2 separate regions of the Homo sapiens genome follow, and region 1 is linked to region 2. A link is a loop called in an ENCODE intact Hi-C map of the cell type or tissue named here. Cell type or tissue: mammary epithelial cell. All regions are shown on one strand. Each heading gives the region's core, and the rest is flanking DNA. Links, peaks and the distances in the headings are about the cores only.

Evidence for each region. A loop is a pair of places that touch in the nucleus more often than their neighbours do. Peaks named below come from ENCODE experiments on the same cell type or tissue, not always from the same donor. Only the 100,000 strongest peaks of a DNase experiment are listed, where the experiment ranks them.
Region 1: a loop joins it to region 2, with 2.7 times the contacts of the local background. A loop is called at or near these places in 3 of 110 quality-filtered maps.

Annotation. Positions count from the first base shown.
Region 1 is chr6:134,532,506-134,541,883 of GRCh38, reverse strand. It overlaps LINC03002 (long intergenic non-protein coding RNA 3002), which reads left to right and starts at 1,879. Exons shown (of 3, transcript NR_125856.1): 1 at 1,879-1,985. RefSeq lists enhancers at 3,776-4,975, 6,529-7,728. In mammary epithelial cell, for the core only: no CTCF peak of the experiment used is centred there; DNase peaks (open chromatin) are centred at 1,863, 4,523 and 7,073; H3K4me3 peaks cover 806 bases; H3K27ac peaks cover 5,626 bases.
Region 2 is chr6:134,298,352-134,307,729 of GRCh38, reverse strand. The region is part of intron 1 of SGK1 (serum/glucocorticoid regulated kinase 1); the gene reads left to right. It also overlaps the pseudogene KRT8P42. Among named protein-coding and RNA genes, the nearest start is that of SGK1, 15 kb to the left of the region's middle. In mammary epithelial cell, for the core only: no CTCF peak of the experiment used is centred there; no DNase peak of the experiment used is centred there.

The sequences.
Region 1 (9,378 bases), core at 367-8,366, 230 kb before region 2:
GAACCCCAGAGTATCCCACTCAATTTAAGAATCTCCTTTGCAGAGTTTTGGCCAGTTGTTATCCATTTTATTTAATAATTTAATTTCATTTTATTCTTTTAACCTGGGTTGGGGGAGGGACCTGATGAGGAACAGATAGTTTCACAGACCCTTTTACTCAAAGCCAATTGCTAATATAAATTCTCTTCTCCAGAAGCCTATTGTAATCAGGGATAAGTTGAGTCATAGGTAGCGGAAAGGTCATCAAAAACTTTTGCTATCCCTAGGTTTGGGCAATCCTTTCTGAAGAATTTCACAAGAAGATTCTACCAAATTTTCAGAAATTTAAGAGTTCTGTTATGAGCTCAGCTAAAGATAAGCCATTCAGAGAGTAGTTTTGAGTCCTTTTCATGAGCTTTAGCTAGAATTTTGATTTCTTGGTACTTTTTGATTCATTTCATTCTTGGGAAAGCTAAGTGCATGGATTGTCATTTTCGTCAGTGTCTTGCGTCAGTTACAAGATTGACATCTATTCTTTTTACCTTGGGACAAGAACACTGGATTCCAAGAAGCAACTTCCAGGTTTTTCAAGTTTTTCAGTATCAGTATTTCCTTATATATGGGTTCTGTCGACCTTGCCGTAGACACACAGATATATGTAGGAGGTTAGCCCGCTGGTGGTGATGAAAGCCAGCCTTTACAGTCAACTGGAGACTGGTCACTTGTCCACATGCCTAAGGGATCTGACCTGATGAACAGGGCCTACCTGAGGAACCTGACATGTGGGTTCTGTACTTTCTGCTGCCAGCTCTTTATGAGGTTCAAGGGTCTTTAACTTTGTCTCTGTACTAACTCCTTGTACTGCTGAAAATAGACAATGCCTATCTAACTTTGCCAGGTTATTTTGAGAGTCAAAGGAAAAAATATGTGCAGAGTTAAAAGTGCCGTGGAAGTGAAAAAGTGGTGTGTTCTTTCTTCTATTCCTATTGGGAGTTGACTGCTTATCTCATTTTGCATAATAAACTGGCCCAGATTGGGTGGAGCAGATAGAAAGGAAGAGGTGTCTAGCAAGAAAAGATGGGCTTAACAGTGTTTGCTTTTTTCTCCATGTACTGATTGAGACTATTTCTTAATCAGAGAAAATCTGTTTGGGATCCAGAATGGTTTTCTCTGAAAAGAAGATGAATTGCTAAGTTATAAAACTAGGGCAATGGGATGGAGAGACTTCTCACCCATGATTTGATACTGTGGATTACTTACTTCTCTTCATTTTCTTAAGAGCCATAATTGCCCTGCAATGGATCATGGATCCCAGGCTGCTTCTGGACAGGTACTATTGGGCCAACACTCAGACTTACGTTCAGTACCCCCATTTGTGTCCTGTGGCATTGTGCCCAATGTAGCAACTAGAGTGATAAATGACTTCCTGCGCCTAAGGTCACCAAACAAGCAAATGCTCCCCAGGGTCATTAGATGGCTTTGTGTTCTTCTCCTAAATTGTTCCATCAGTGAGCCAGGATGGTGGAGGACTTGATTTTTTTTAATTTTATTTTTGATGCTCCTTCTAGGCTCCAGACTCACTGGAGACATCCTGACACATAATGCTTCGCCCAGCACAATGCGATGCCCTTTACCTAGTAAAAGGGTGAGTCCCGTAAAGGTGCTGCCTTCCCCCCAGAACAAACAAGGGAAATGCATCAGGAGAGCTCAGCTGCAGACAGAATGCACATCATGAAGCAGGAGCCACCCTGGGATTCCTCAGATGAAAGCCAATTTCAATGAACATTGTGTTTCAAAGCCCGCTTCCTCTTGCTCGGTAAGAGCTGCAGAAGGAACATCCCACTTGAGTCTGCTGACACAAAAGAATGCTGTGGCTGGGAGATCTTATCGAGCCTTCCTGTGCCACAGCAACAGAGCTCCAGTTGTGTCTTGTAAGAATTGGTCATTGTTTCATGGGGACGACTGGCTCCTTTGGGTGGGATCTGATGGCATCTCATGGAGTTGAGGTAGGTGGTGCTGGGAGGTCAGCCAGCCACATGACCTGGCTTGCTGGCTTCTCGGAAGTCAGATAGAAGAGCAAACTTCACCCAGTTTGCTGGATGCCGAATAGTTAAACATTTTAAGTTTAACCATTAAAATATGTATTTTCTGTTTCCTTAATAATATCTTCAACTGTACAAGTTAAGAACAAAAATTAGAAATGATGTTCAGGTTTTCTCAGTTGGTATAAGCTGTTTATTGTTCTCTTTTAACCAACAGTTATTTGATTCTAACAAAACTGAGGAAAATCAAGTAGTGTTTTGAAAAATATAAATTTAATTATTTAAAACTATCTATGGAGAATGTAGATGCTAATACGTAAACATTTTAGTGTTGATGACATAAGTCTCAAAAATATTTATTTGCTTCGTGAAGATGAACTTCCAGTTTACAATCATCACATTTGTATATAATAGTGTAAGTTAATAACATCAACTTAATTAAATTTGGCTAATTCTAGATAGTGTCTTCTTTTCCTAGAAAGCTCGTGGCCTTTTCCAGAGAGGGAAAATTGATGGTTACTTGTTCAGTTATACGGAGAGTAGAATTTGAATTTTCTTCTCTTTCCTCTTTCTCTTCCTAAAGGTCTGCTGCAGTAATGAATACATATAGAAATATATATAACTGTCGGTAAGACATGTCAGGGAAAAGGGGGGCCGTGAGTTTCCTAAAGGAACTTAAAGAAATTTTTTTTAGATTGAGGGGGTACATGTGTAGCTTTGTTACATGGCTGTATTGAGTGATGCTGAGGTTTGGGCTTCTGTTCGAACAATCACCCAAATAGTGAACACAGTATTCAATAGGCAGCTGTTAAAGTCTTGCTTTGCTTCCTCCCCTCTTCCCCCACTTTTGGAGTCCCCAGTGTCTATTGTTTTCATCTTTATGTCCATGTGTACTCAATATTTAGCTCCCACTTGTGAGAACATGCAATATTTGATTTTCTGCTTCTGCGCTAATTCACTTAGGATAATGGCCTCCAGCTGCATCCACATCTCTGCAAAGGACATGATTCCATTTATTTTTATGGTTGCATAGTATTCCATGGTGTGTATGTATCACATTTTCTTTGACCAGTCCACCATTAATGGACACCTAGGTTGATCCCATGTCTTTGCTCTTGTGACTAGCGTTGTAATAAACATATGAGTGCAGGTGTATTTTGGTAGAATGATTTATTTTCCTTTGGGTATATATCCAGAATGGGATTGCTGGGTCAAAGGGTAGTTCTATTTTTAGTTTAAAGAAATATTTTAAATCCCTCTTTCCCATATCTCCCTGTAGAATTTTCTAAAATGCTGTTTGTTCCATGTATTCTGATATTCAGAAAAAACAATTATTTTGCTTTAACTTTGTACAAAGTTCTGAGGATCAAGATATTACCAAAACACCATCTCTGTTCTAAATATACATTTTAAAATTATCATGCATAATTAGTTATGTGTAAATGTTTCTGCCCTCACTGAACTGTGAGCACCTTGAAGAAGGGAGCTAGACCATATTCATCTTCCTGTCTCCAGTGCTGACCACAATGTCCTGCACATAGAAGTGCTTAGTGAATATTTATTGACGGACAGGTGGATGGATGGGTGAGCAGATGGATGAATGGATGGCCATGCTATAGCCTAGCACATTTACAAGTAGGGATTTAATTCAGGCTATCCACATGGTGCTTGGCATGACTACACCTGTTAATCCTCTGGGCATTTATTATCCCACTCTTTTGTTTGTTTGTTTGTTTGTTTGTTTGTTTTTTTGAGATGGAGTTTCACTCTTGTTGCCCAGGCTGGAGTGCAATGGCACTATCTCAGCTCACTGCAACCTCTGCCTCCTGGTTTCAAGCGATCCTCCCACCTCAGCCTCCTGAGTAGCTGGGATTACAGGCACGCGCCACCATGCCCAGCTAATTTGTTGTTGTTGTTGTTGTTGTTGTTGTTGTTGTTGTTGAGATGGCGTCTTGCTCTGTCACCTAGGCTGGAGTGCAATGGTGCCACCTCCGCCTTCCAGGTTCAAGCGATTCTTCCACCTCAGCCTCTGGAGTAGCTGGAATTACGGTGCACGCCACCACGCCTGGCTAATTTTTTTTGTAGTTTTGTAGAGACGGGGTTTCACCATGTTGGCCAGGCTGGTCTTGAACTCCTGATCTCGGGTGATGTGCCCGCCTCAGCCTGCCAAAATGCTGGGATTGCAGGTGTGAGCCACCGCGCCTGGCCTGTTACTCCACTCTTAATTACACAGAATGCAGATATTTTCAAGATCACCTTGTCCAACTCCTTCAGTTTACAGTTGACGAAATGAGATTCAGAGAGAGAATTTGATTTATCCATAGTCACATAGCTTATAATTAAGTGGCAGCTCTTGGTTAACATCCAGACCTCTTGATTTTCAGTCAAATGCCAACTACATGATGTTGCTTTCCATGACTCATATTTGGAGGTTTTCAGGCACCCTATGGAGCAGTCTGTCCCTCCTGGCTCATCTGGGGCAATATGAGAGCAAATGGGGCTAGAACAAAACTGGATGAAAGGAGAAACTCTGGGGCTGCTGAATTCACATGCCGATGGTGCTGGGGAAAGGTATGAACAAGAATGACTCACGGTTATTCAGGCTGATGTCATTCCATGACTCCCTCAGAAGATGCCACACTCAAAATTCAGCAGATGGCATGCCATCCCTTCCCTAGGTTTCCTGGCTAACCTCTGGAGATGGTGATGTCCAGCCCTACTCCACTTACCAAAATCTCTGTTTTATGTAAAGTCCAGCCTTTGGAAACCCTTTCCAAAGAAGCTTTTTTCCCCACCACTTAATGGTGAGGCTGATGTAATGGTACTATCTCTAGACCTTCCTGATATAAGGAAATGCTCCTAATGCATTATTTCTGATGGTCTGGATTTTGGTTTCTCTAAGTTATGCCCAGTTACAATGCATCTAAATGCATATGATGGATCTATACTTAACCAGAATGTTGTTTATTAATAATTTAACCTTGGGCCAGGAGTGGCGGCTCACGCCTGTAATCCCAGCACTTTGGGAGGCCGAGGCGGGTGGATCACGAGGTCAGGAGTTTGAGACCAGCCTGGCTAACATAGTGAAATCCCGTCTCTACTAAAAATACAAAAAAGTAGCCAGGCGTGGTGGCGGGCTCCTGTAATTCCAGCTAGCCAGGAGGCTGAGGCAGGAGAATTGCTTGAACCCAGGAGGCGGAGGTTGCAGTGAGCTGAGATCAGGCCATTGCACTCCAGCCCAGGCGACAGAGTGAGACTCCATCTCAAAAAAAAAAAAAAAAAAAAAAAAAAAAAGAATTTAACCTTGTAGAGTAAACTATTTTAGAATGAGCACATAACAGAATAGAGGAATCTCAAAATAATTATGCTGAGTGAAAGAAGCCAGACCAAAAAAAGAGTACATACAGTATGATTCTGTTTATATAAAACTCTGGAAAATGCAAACTAATCTAGAGGAAGAAAAAGCACAGCAGTGGTTGTCTGGGGAGATGGGGAAGGAGTGGAAAGGACAGAGGGATAGAAAGGGGAGCAAGCAAACTTTGGAGGGTGATGAATATGTTCACTGTCTTGATTAGGGGATCTGCATATGTCGAAATTTATCACACTGTACAACTTAAATATGTGCAGTTTGTTGTATGTCAATTATACCTCAAAAAGCTGTTTTTCTCAAAGAATGTAATCTTTTAACGTTCAACTAAAATACTGTATTATTAAGTTTTCAATAAGAGAAGCAAAAACACTAGGATGCCTGTGTGTATGTATGTATATGTATTTATACAGTTCCAGGGATTTGACATTACATAATAGTGTGGTGTGGTTAAGTGGTTAAGTCATGTCTGTAAAGCTGTTGTCTTCATATCCAATGCTGGAGCTTGAATTCCAATGACAGGTTGTCAGGAAAGGAAGATGGATATAAAGTGGGGAAGAACCAGAGCAGGCTAGAACCCCAGACACAGTGGGGGCTCACAAGGACAGACTGAAACTTGCACCAGTTCTGAATGCCTCTAACCTTGGTTGTATAACGTCCTTCAGAGGCAGAGCCCTTCATAACAGAGCTCAGTAAAGGTGTGTACCTGGCCCAGGAGTTGGAGAAGCTTCAGGAGGATCCATCCAGGGGAAGGTGGAACAGTTGCAGGCCCAGCTGCTGTCTCATGCAAGAGGTGATCCAGCAGCGAAGAGACATATATAAGGTAGCAAATGGCTGCTGCTTTACTCCCCTCTCCAAATTTTGCCCGAGAATCTCTCCTGTGACCCACCCTAACCAGAAACACACAAAAAAGGGAATTCTGGGAAACAGAGTTCAGTCTAGTTGGGTTCGCTCTTTACAAAGCCACACCTTGACAACTTGGCCTCCTACTCTCTCCTTAACTCAAACTTAATTTCCAATTACAGATAATAACAAAGTTGTGCCTGCCTCTAACATGATATGTCTGTCCCAAGAACAACCAAAATACACTTTTCTGTAAGAGAGAATCCAACATTCTTGTTATGATTTTGGGTGATATTCATTTTTCTTTTAACAGATTCACAACAGATTCTCACCTCTCCTTTGATATCCTACAACTTATACATTGAGATATTAAGTTAAATAGTATTAACACATTTTATGTTAGATGATAAGGGAATGAGACAGAAGACAAATACAAAGTAATTGGTTAAAGAAATATATATACATATATTTATATGTATGTTTGCATATAGTCCTATAAAAATGAAGAAATACTCATAATTATTACAGTACTTGTATCTGTCACTGGTCACATGACCACAGCTGGTATTTAGAACTACATTCTTCCACTACCTACTTCATGTTCCCTTTGTTCTCAGTAAGTACTTTAACTGGTCTTGGGTTTTTGCCTGGTGATATAAACCAAATCTTTGTTCCTGAATGTTCTAGGACATTAGCAGTCTTGTTAAGTTGAACTGATGTAGTTTTCTATTCACTTTAATCACAGGATATGGTAGTACTAACAGGAAACCTAGAACTTTAGCTTTCAAGACATGCTCCTGATTCTCTTTGTGTAGAAGCAGCCTAGATTGAATCACTGCCTTCTTTGCCTGTTGATTCAATGGCATGAGTCAAAGCGGTCAGGTGGCACTCCAGATCAACCGAGTCATCATATGTCCCCTGACAGAAGAACTCCTCCTTTTGGAACTAAGACCTCTTTACCACCCGAGCCTGATGTCACAGGGACTGGAAGCAATCGTTTGTTAGTGAACTGCTAGGGATAATAGTGAGAAGATCCTGTCCTATTTCCACCCCTTGATCCCCGTACGCATGAGTTCTGGCTAAGGAAGAAACAGAAATATATGTTGGATGCTGATCTAGAGCATACTTTGCATCCTAAAAGACCATACATGAGTCTCCAAAAGGACATTCCACCATTCTATCAAGCCAGCTGCTTCAGGGTGACGGGGAACACGGTAAGATCAGTGGGTTGCATGAGTCCATTGCTGTACCTCATTTGCTGTGACACAAATTTGTTGGTCAAAAGTGATGCTGTGTGAAATACCGTGATAGTGAATAAGTTATTCTGTACATGGTTTTTGTAGTGGTTTTAGCAGGAGCATGTGGGCAGGGAAGTCAAATGCATATCCACAACAAGTGTCTATTCCAGTAAGAGCCAAACACTGCCACTTCCATGAGGGAAGTGATCTAATGTAATCAGCCTAGTAGCTGGGAATGGTGCCATGTCAGGAGCTCACTGTCAATCTCTGCTGTTAACAGATCAGGCACTCAGTTTTGGCACCACTCAGTGGTGGCTATAGCTAGATAGGCCTTGGTAAGTAGAAGTTCATGTCGATGAGCCCACGCATAACTGCCATTTTTTGCCACCATTGCCTTTTTTTTGTTTTTTTCATTTTCCAGTTGGGTAATGACAGGAGTTGGTTGGGAAGAAAGGTGACGAATGTCCACAGAATGGCTCATTCTGTTCACCTGATGAATAAAATCCTCCTCTGTTGAGTTTACCCTTTGGCGAGCATTCACATGGAACACAGATATTTTTACATACTATGCCCATTTGAAGAGGTCCATCAACCTACCTTTTCACCAGATTTCCTTGTCACCAATTTCTCAATCATGTTCCTTCCAATTCTCTGACCATACAACCAAATAGCCCATGAGTTAGTGTTGACTTGTACTTCTGGACATTTATTCTTTGAAGCAAAATGAATGACCAGGAGCATTGCTTGAAGTTCTGCAAACTAGGCCCAAGATTTTTATCCCTTTATCAGCTTGTCATAGGAAGCTCTCCAAGGGTCATAGGTGTAAGTTGAGAGAAAGAAGGCAATGTAATAGGAGTAAGGGTCACGGATATGTAGGCCACTTGCTCATGCAACGTATTTGTGCTTTCAGGCCCTGCTGAGGCCCAATTTCGTATCTACCACTTCCATTTAATCAGAGAGTCCTTCTGTGCATACTCAACTTTATGGCCTGGTGACTCAGACAACACTAGTAATGGGCAGCTCAGGTCATATGGTAACTTGGTAGCCCATCGTCAAACATTCAGTCTCTACCAAGGCCCGGTAATAACATAAAAGCTATTTCATAAAAGAAGAATCATTACCTATCAAGAATGGCAGGGCTTTCTTCCAAAATTCTAAGGGTCTTGTCTGTGCTGTACCTATAGGAGCCTGGCAAAGGCTTTAAACAGCCTTTCTTTCTGTTACTGGCATTTCAAGCACCATTGGCTCTTCTGGATCATGTGGTCTAAGTGGCAGAGCTGCTTGCAGAGCAGTCTGGACTTACGGAGCCTTCTCTTGTTCTGGTCTCTATTTGTGGGGTGCCTCAACATGCCTCAGACTTGATATTTGTGGGGTTTATTTCCTACCCTTGGTGTGCAAATGTCTTACCACTATATCTAGAGCAGTTTGTACTTTTTAATTACCAGAGAAGGAATCAGAAAAGCTGAAGGAGGATACATGGGAAGATGAAACAGCTGCAAGCCTGGCCACTGCCCACACCAAGGAAGTAAGCCAGCAGATAAGCCACAGTGTTTAGGGGGCGGCTGAAATGTGGCTGCTGCTTCCCTTCCACCCTCCTTTCTCCCACAAGAACCTCTCCACATAGCTCACCTTACCCGGAAAGATACAAGAACAGGAATTCTGTGAAATGTAGTTCATCCTAGCCAAGCTGACACATTACACACTACAGATTCAACTTATGATCTATTATTATAGGATGGAGAATCCAGTTTTTTTTTTTTTTTTTAAAAGTAGATGGCCTATCTTGGCATGATCTTCTTTCCTGAAGAATTCATCTAACAAAATTGTTTCTTACCTACAAGGCTTTGATTCCATAGAATTTGTGTGTATATTCTAGCTCTGGGGAGATGATCAAAAGGGAGCTGTTTCC
Region 2 (9,378 bases), core at 468-8,467:
TGCAGGTCAAATATTTGGGAAAAAAAGAGGATGGTTTCATCTGTACTGAACACGTACATACCTTTCTTCTTGTCATTCTTCCCTAAGCAATACAGTATAACAACTATTTACATAGCATTTATGTTGTATTTGCTATTATAAGCAATCTAGAGATCATTTTAAATGTTAGGGAGGGTATGCATTGGCTATATGCAAATGCGATGCCATTTTATATCAGGGGGTTGAGCATCTATGGATTTTAGGATCTGCAGGGGTCCTGGAATCAATCCCCCGCAGAGACTGAGGGACAATTGTAGTAACAATCTGTAAATGAATTTCTACAACGAACGTCAATATAATTGCTTTCTCCTTCAACCACTTGCCTTCAAAGATTAAATGTTACGTAGAAACAACCAGGACTTGGCACTCATTGTATACAGGGCCTTAGTTATCAGCTTTGGCAAAACAGTCATATCTAATTTATTTGTCTATTAGTCAGCTTTTACGTAAAAGGGCCCACACCTTCTCTACGTTGTCACTAATAAGTTGGTGAAGCCATTGCTAATTATTATTCATCTGGTGCAAAGCAAACACATTAAATCAGGCAATTGAGATTAACCCTTCAGAACTGATCTCTATCAGATGGAATTTCAGAATGTATAATTTTTTTTTCATCTAGTACCTTGGCAGTTATGTCTTGCATTATACATTTCATTCTTTTACAAAACTCAGAGCAATGCAAATTTCTAATGTGTCTTCATTTCTAAAGTTAATATCCTTTGAAATAACAGATTCAGAATTTATTTCAGAATTAGTGTTGAAATTCCGCCCCCCCCCCCTTTTATTTCTTTGTATTCTCATCATCAACAGCCAACATGAATTGAGCACTTTGATGTGTCAGGTTTTAAGGTGGGAAAGAGAAAATAAGAAATCATAAGCTTCCAGGTCGAGCTCAGTGGCTAACATCTGTAATCCCAGCACTTTGGGAGGCTGAGGCGAGCGGATTCGAGACCAGCTGGGGAACATGGCAAAACCCCATCTCTACAAAAAAATTAAAAAATTAGCCAGGTGTGGTGGTGAGTGCCTGTAGTCCCAGCTACTCAGGAGGCTGAGGTGCCAGGATCACTTGAACCCAGAAGGTGGAGGTTGCAGTAAGCCATGATGCCACCACTGTACTCCAGCCTGGGAGATAGAGTGAGACCCTGTCTCTAAAGGAAAAAAGAAATCACAAGCTTCCTTCACTCCCCAACTCCCTTCCCCAGAAACTTGGATTGTGTCCCTCCATAACATGCTCATTATAGCTCCTTGTGTGTTTTTTCTTTTTTTTTGAAACGGAGTCTCACTCTGTTGCTCAGGCTGGAGTGCAGTGTTGCGATCTTGGCTCACTGCAACCTCCGCCTCCCGGGTTCAAGCAATTCTTCTGCCTCAGCCTCCTGAGTAGCTGGCATTACAGGCATGCACCATCATGCCCAGCTAATTTTTGTATTTTTAGTAGAGATGGGGTTTCACCATGTTGGCCAGGCAGGTCTCGAACTCTTGACCTCAGGTGATCCACCCACCTCGGCCTCCCAAAGTGCTGAGATTACAGGCACTTTGAGCCACCGCGCCCGGCCTTGTGCTATTTTTTATGGCACCTGTCAGTTTGCAATTGCATATTGGTAAAGCTTTTTAATGAATGCCTTCAGCATTAATTAATGTCCTCCTGGACTATGAGCTCTATGAGGACAAGGACCTTCCTTCTCTTTTACATACAATTAAACCCTCAGGACCTGGCCCCTGGGGGGTTATCAATAAGTATATGTTGAAACAGAAAGCCAAAAGATGGTGAAATGCCTAAGGTCTATGGAGGAGAAAGAGGGGAGTTAATCTGAAAACTCATATAGAAATTGAAAGTTCTTTGCATTTTATTCTGTTTGGTTTATGTTAAAGTTCCATCATGTGCTAGACATGATGGCTCATCCCTGTAATTCCAGCACTTTGGGAGGCTGAGGTGGGAGGATCACTTGAGTCCAGGAGGTGGAGGCTGCAGTGAGCCATAGTCACACCACTGTACTCTAGCCTGGGCAACAGAACAAAACCCCATCTCTGAAAAAACAGCAAAATACATTGAATAAATTTTTTTAAATTCCATCATCTGAGACACATCTGTATTGTAAATAACATTTTTTTTTTTTTTTTGAGACAGGGTCTCGCTCTGTCACCCAGACTTGGGTGCAGTGGTGCGATCATGGCTCACTGCAATCTCTGCTTCCTGGGTTCAAGTGATTCTTTTGCCTCAGCCACCCAAGTAGCTGGGACTATAAACACACACCACCACGCTGGGCTAATTTTTGTATTTTTAGTAGAAACCGGGTTTTCTTTCCCTTTTTTTTTTTTTTTTTTTTTTTGAGATGAAGTATCACTCTGTTGCCCAGGCTGGCTGGAGTGCAGTGGGCGCGATTTTGGTTCACTGCAACCTCCGCCTCTGGGGTTCAAGTGATTCTTGTGCCTCAGCCTCCAGAGTAGGTGGGCCTACAAGCACCAGCCACCATGCCCAGCTAATTTTTGTATTTTTAGTGGAGATGGGGGTTTCACCATGTTGACCAGGCTGGTCTCAAACTCCTGACCTCAGGTGAGCCACCCGTCTTGGCCTCCCAAAGTGTTTTGGGATTGCAGGTGTGAGCAACCGTGCCTGGTTAAATATCATCTCTTCTGAAGTCATTGTCTTCTCTATCATTCACTGTTCCCTGTAAAGGGATCCATGTAGTAAAGTGCTCTTAATAATTTAGTAGTAGGTTAAAGATTTTTCTTTTCTGAAGGAAATCACATTTAGCATGATATAATCTCTTAGGTTTGCCTCAGTTGCCAGGAAACTCAAAGGTAAATTTAAATATAAATTTCAGTGAACAAATTGGACAAATCTTTAGAAATAACTTCTTAGTCACTGAACTTGGTTTTAATCTTGTGTTTTTATTTTCACTCTCCTCTTATGTGTTTTTCATTGTAAACTGCCTTGTTTTTTTTTCTCTTTGTTCTTTCCTTTTCTTTCTCTTTCTCTCTCTCTCTCTCTGAGACAGGATCTTGCTCTGTCCCCCAGACTGGAGAGTAGTGGTGCGATGATTGCTCACTTTAACCTTGAACTTCAAGACTCAAGTGATCCTCCCTATTGCCCAGGCTGGAATGCAGTGGTGCAATCTCCACTCACTGCAACCTCCGCCTCCCAGATTCAAGCAATTCTCCTGCCTCAGTCTGCCACCACACCCGGCTAACTTTTATATCTTTAGTAGAGACGTGGTTTCACCTTGTTGGCCTTGCTGGTCTCAAACTCCTGACCTCGAGTGATCCTCCCACCTCAGCCTCCCAAAGTGCTGGGATTGCAGGCGTGAGCATCCGCACCCAGCCTGTATTTCTTTCAAATTGTGTCCAACTCTACTAAATTTATGTTACTATTATTGCAAAGCAAACTACCCAGAATTTGATGAGCAAAAGCTACTGTCATTTATTTACTCATGATTCTGTGGATTAGGAATTCAGTGTCACTCATTTGGAGGGTTCTGCTCCCTGTGACGTTGGCTGAGTCTTTCCTTGGCTGCATTCAGCTGGTGGTTGAGCTGAGCCAGAAAGTCCGAGAAAGCTTCTTGTTTGGTGTCAGTGCATCTCTATTGGCCTCTTTCTCTCTCCACATAGCTTGGGCATCCTCACAGTAACATGTTCTTAAGATAGACTTAGATGGCTGCCGGCTTCTAACAGGGAGTGCTTCAAGAGAGCCTGTGGAAGCTGACGATCTCATAAGGCCGAGTCCTGGGTGTCATATAGTGTGACTTCTGCTGCATTTTATTAATCAAAAACAAAACAAAACAAAACGTCATTGGGCCAGCCCAGATTCAAGGGGAAGGAAAATAAACTTCACCTCTCAATATGAAGAGTGGCAAAGAGAAACTGTGTCAAAGTTTCTTTCTTTTCTTTTCTTTTCTTTTTTTTTTTCTTGGAGACAGAATCGTGCTGTGTCGCTCAGGCTGGAGTCCAGTGGCTGGATCATAGCTCACTGCAGCCTCAACCTCCTTGGCTCAAGTCATGGTCCCACCTCAGCCTCTCGAGTAGCTAGGACAACAGGCACCCAGCACTACTACACCTGGCTAAAACTTTCTATTTCACTAAAATATAAAATAATTTTTCAAACTGTATCCAACTGTACTGAATTTATCTATGATCTTTTTTTTAAATCTGAACATTTACAGGAGAAGAACATTAAGGACTCCTAATACGAGATCAGACAAACAGTGTTGGCCTCTTAACTAAATTGTTTCCGAGCATGGTAACATCGGGCAAGGCATTTAATATTCTAAGCCTTAACTATCTTTTTTTTTCTTTTTTCTTTTTGAGACAGAGTCTTGCTCTGTCACCCAGGCTGGAGTGCAGTGGCGCCATCTTGGCTCACTGCAAGCTCCGCCTCCCAGGTTCACGCCATTCTCCTGCCTCAGCCTCCTGAGTAGCTGGGATTACAGGCGCCTGCCACCACGCCCCGCTAATTTTCGGTATTTTTAGTAGAGATGGGTGTCACCGTGTTAGCCAGGATGGACTCGATCTCCTGACCTCGTGATCCGCCCACCTCAGCCTCCCAAAGTGCTGGGATTATAGGCGTGAGCCACTGTGCCTGGCCTCTAAGCCTTAACTTTCTAAGGCTTATCTGTAAAATGGATTTAATAATAATACCTCAGGCTGGGCACGGTGGCTCATGCCTGTAATCCTGACACTTTGGGAGGCTGAAGTGGGTGGATCACTTGAGGTTAGAATTTCGAGATCAGCCTGGTCAACATGGTGAAACCCTTTCTCGACTAAAAACATAAAAATTAGCCAGGCATGATAGCGCACACCTGTAGTCTCAGCTAGTGGGGAGGCTGAGGCAGGAGAATTGCTTGAACCCGGGAGGTGGAGGTTGCAGTGAGCCAAGATCACCCCACTACACTCCAGCCTGGGCGACAGAGTGAGACTCTGTCTCAAAATAATAAAATAATAATAATAATAACAATAATACCTCAAAGAACTGTTATGAGGATTAAATGACCTAACGCATGTAAAGTATTTAGCCCCAATGCCTGGTACGCACTAAGCACTCAAAATATGTTAGATATTATCAAGACAGACCTCAAAATTATGACCTACCTCTATAGCTTACTTTTCTGAACGTTTTGTTGTGGTGTAAGTTGTGATTTTACTGATGAGTCGGTCTGAAGACAAGCTGCTATGAAACCTCTGTGCTCTGGGATTTTATTGATTAAAGGTCATTTCTCAAAAGACCTGCACATCATCAACAGGTTGATTCTCTCATTTAGTTATTTAGTTGTTTCTATAGGCTTAGGAAGTAGTGAACATAATTAATTTATCTTCTATAGATAGTTGTCCCTGGAGCACTGCAATGGTCTAACTTCAGTGTTAAAAAGGTATTTCATTTGCGCAGGATCTCATTAAATCAAATGACACCAAATTACTCTGCTTTTTTAGTTACATATGCACAAGGCACTGAGGGACAAAAAGATATGGAAATACTTATGTCCAATGTATAATTAGTTATTGATGAGTTTTGACCTAATTTAATCAATTTAATGTGAAATTTTGTTTTCTAATCTGTCTTACATAAAGACTTAAAGTCCATTTGAAATTCAAAATCATAATCCATGTAACTCATCAACACTCTGAATGATCTTTAGAATCTCTTTATTATTCCCCATTCACTAAAATATTTCTCATTAAGGCCTCAAAAACTTGGAGGGCATTCCATCCTTCTGTTTTCTTTACTATCAAGCTCTTTTGTTTCGTATTTCTTTTGCCTTCTTGACACTTATCCATCCATATCTTAACTTTCCCTTTCAGTTTACCAGAGCAGTGGTGGCTCATGCCAATAATCCCAGTGCTTTGGGAGGTAAAGATGGGAGGATTGCTTGAGCCCAGGAGTTCAAGACCAGCCTGGGCAACACAGCAAGACCCTCAGGTCTCCAGGAAATAATAATAAAAAAAATAGCCAGGCTGGTGGCACATGCCTGTATTCCCAGTTACTCGGGAGGCTGAGGTGGGAAGATCGCTTGAGCCCAGAAGGTTGAGGTTGCAGTGAGCCATGATCACACCACTACACTCCAGCCTGGACAACAGAGTAAGACCCTGTCTCAAAAAGAAAAGAGAAGAGAAGGGAAGAGAAGAGAAGAGAAGAGAAGAGAAGAGAAGAGAAGAGAAGAGAAGAGAAGAAAAGAGAAAAGAGAAGAGAAGAAAAGGTGGTCCTTCCTGTGGACCGCTCCTCCTTGGAATACTCAGTTGTGGCTTCTGTGGCCCAGCACTCCAGCCTCTCCTCCTACTTGTGGGTGATTTCTTAGTTTCCTTTCAGGCCTTCCTGCTCTGTCTTACCAATAATGTGGGGATGGCTCAAACTCAGTCCTTGGCTCACCAGCCTCTGAACATCTTTTTGCCCTTTCCCTCTTACTGTAGTTCTCCATCTTTCTCACTTTCCCATCCACTCTCCCTCCTCCTCCACACACAGGTTCATTCATTCCTGTGCTTTAAATGTAATCTGTTATTCAGAAACTTAGTTGCCTGAATGCCAGACCTCTGTTCCCAATTGTTTACTAAACATTCCCATTGAAATGTCTCACACACATCTTGAGCTAGTCCTGTTCAAAACCCAACTCTTGATTTTTCTTCCTATTTTTCTCTATTTCAGTAAATGATACTACTACATAACTCATTTGTGAGAGTGAGAAATCTAGAAATTATTTCTCTTTCTTTTCTCCCAACGTCAGTGCAATTCATCAGCATATTCTACTGTGTTTACTTCCAAAATACATTTCTTGGCCAGGCGCGGTGGCTCACGCCTGTAATCCTACCACTTTGGGAGGCCGAGGCGGGTAGATCACCCGAGGTCAGGAGTTCAAGACCAGCCTAGCCAAGATGGTGAAACCCCCCTCTCTACTAAAAATACAAAAATTAGCCGGGTGTGGTGGCGCATGCCTGTAATCCCAGCTACTCGGGAGGCTGAGGCAGGAGAATTGCTTGAACCCAGGAGGTGGAGGTTGTAGTGAGCCGAGATCATGCCATTGCACTCCAGCCTGGGCAACAGAGCGAGACTCCATCTCCAAAAAAAAAAAAAAAAACCAAACATTTATTTTTAACTCCTTTCTCTTTATCTCCAGGGCCTATCCCTTGGTGCAAGCCACCACCATCTTTCTTTCTTTTTTTTTTTTTTTTTGAGACAGAGTCTTGCGCTGTTGCCCAGGCTGGAGTGCAGTGGCGCGATCTCGGCTCACTGCAACCTCCGCCTCCCGGGTTCATGCCATTCTCCTGCCACAGCCTCCCGAGTAGCTAGGACTACAGGCGCCCGCCACACGCCTGGCTAATTTTTTTGAATTTTTAGTAGAGTTGGGGTTTCACCATGTTAGCCAGGATGGTCTTAATCTTCTGACCTCGTGATCTGCCCGTCTCGGCCTCCCAAAGTGCTGGGATTACAGGCGTGAGCCATTGCGCCCCGCCTGCCACCACCATCTTTCACCTTAACTCATCTCTTAACTCATCTCTCCCCATCTTCTTTCTCCCTGCCTTTCCCTCCTTAACATCCCCATGAAAAAATTACAGCACTTTAGACAAATTAACATCTTTCTCATAGTAATAAGGTTTTCCTGAGGGAAGAAGGCATTGAGAGAGAAAAGTACTTCCCTAGAGTCACATAGAGAAATGGCAAATATGATGTTAGAAGCCAGGTTCCTTTTTTAGTGGCAATAAACTCTCTTATTTTCTCAGTTATCTGCTGTGTGTTTTTTTTCTCTCTCTCTTTTTGACTTACTTTCTTTTTTTGAATTAAAAAAGCATTTTATTTTGTGAAGAATTGAGGTATTTGGACCTTCTTGAGTATAGGTGATGCTAACATGCTTTAGTTTAAATTTCATTATCCGACTCCTCCAAACTCAGGGCAAAAAAAAAAAAAAAGTCACAGGGATTGGAAAAGCTACCAGAGGCTCTAAAAACCTGTCAGAAGGAAATGCCTAAACTAGAATGAACAGGCATATCCAAACATTGAGTATTTCCACATTGGAAATCTTTTTTTTTAAGTGGTTTACTAAGCCAGAGTTTAATAATTATGCTAATGAGCATACTTGTTATGAGTTTTACTGTATGTCAGCCAACCACTCTGCATAGTTTTCAAAGTCCTCCCTGTTCTGCACACATCAGCATACCTTACCTCACTCCCTTCACTTCTTGGCATAACTCCCCACCTCTGATCTCTCAGGAAGCTTGTTTTGCTCACAATTTCACCCTTACTCCACACTTAGCTAAATTCTGCATATGTTTCCAGAGCCAGCTTTTGTTCCATGTGATCTATGACACTTACTCAGCTATTATTTTTTTTGTTTTGTTTGTTTTGTTTGAGATAAGGTCTAGCTCTGCTGCCGAGACTAGAAGGCAGTGGCACAATCACAGCTCACTGCATCCTCGACCTCACTGGCTCAAGCGATCCTTGCACCTCAGCCTCCAGAGTAGCTGGAACTATAGGCATGAGCTGCCATGCCTGGCTTTTTTTTTTTTTTTTGTAATTTTTTTGTAAGGATGAGGTTTCCCTGGGTTATCCTGGCTGCCAGCTACTGTGAATTGCACAGATTGCTTTCTTTAAATGCAATTAAATTAAGAGCTGAGAGCTGGGTGCTGTGGCTCACACCTGTAATCCCAGCACTTTGGCAGGTCGAGGCAGGTGGATCACGAGGTCAGGAGATTGAGACCATTCTGGCCAGCATGGTGAAACCCCTGCTCTACTAAAAATACAAAAATTAGCTGGGCATGGTAGTGCATGCCTGTAATCCCAGCTACTCAGGAGGCTGAGGCAGGAGAATCACATGAACCAAGGAGGTAGAGGTTGCAGTGAGCCGAGATTGAGCCACTGCACTCCAGCCTGGGCGACGGAGAGAGACTCCATCTCAAATAAATAAATAAATAAATAAATAAATAAATAAGAGCTGAATGCTATCAAGAAGCAGCTTCTTCACTCCTTCTGGAATCTCTGCCTGGTTCAGCCCGCCTGCCTCCACTCCTGCCTCCACCATGTCCATCAGGGTGACCCAGAAGTCCTACAAGTTGTCCATCTCTGGCCCCCGGGCCTTCAGCAGCCGCTCCTACACGAGTGGGCCCAGTACCTGCATCAGCTCCTCAAGCTCCTCCTGAGTGGGCAGCAGCAGCTTCCAGGGTAGCCTGGGTGGAGGCTATGGTGGGGCCAGCGGCATGGGAGGCATCACTGCCGTCACAGTCAACCAGAGCCTGCTGAGCCCACTTAATCTGGAGGTGGATCCCAACATCCAGGCCTGCGCACCCAAAAGAAGGGGAAGATCAAGACCCTCAGCAACAAGTTTGCCTCCTTCATAGGCAAGGTACGGTTCCTGGAGCAGCAGA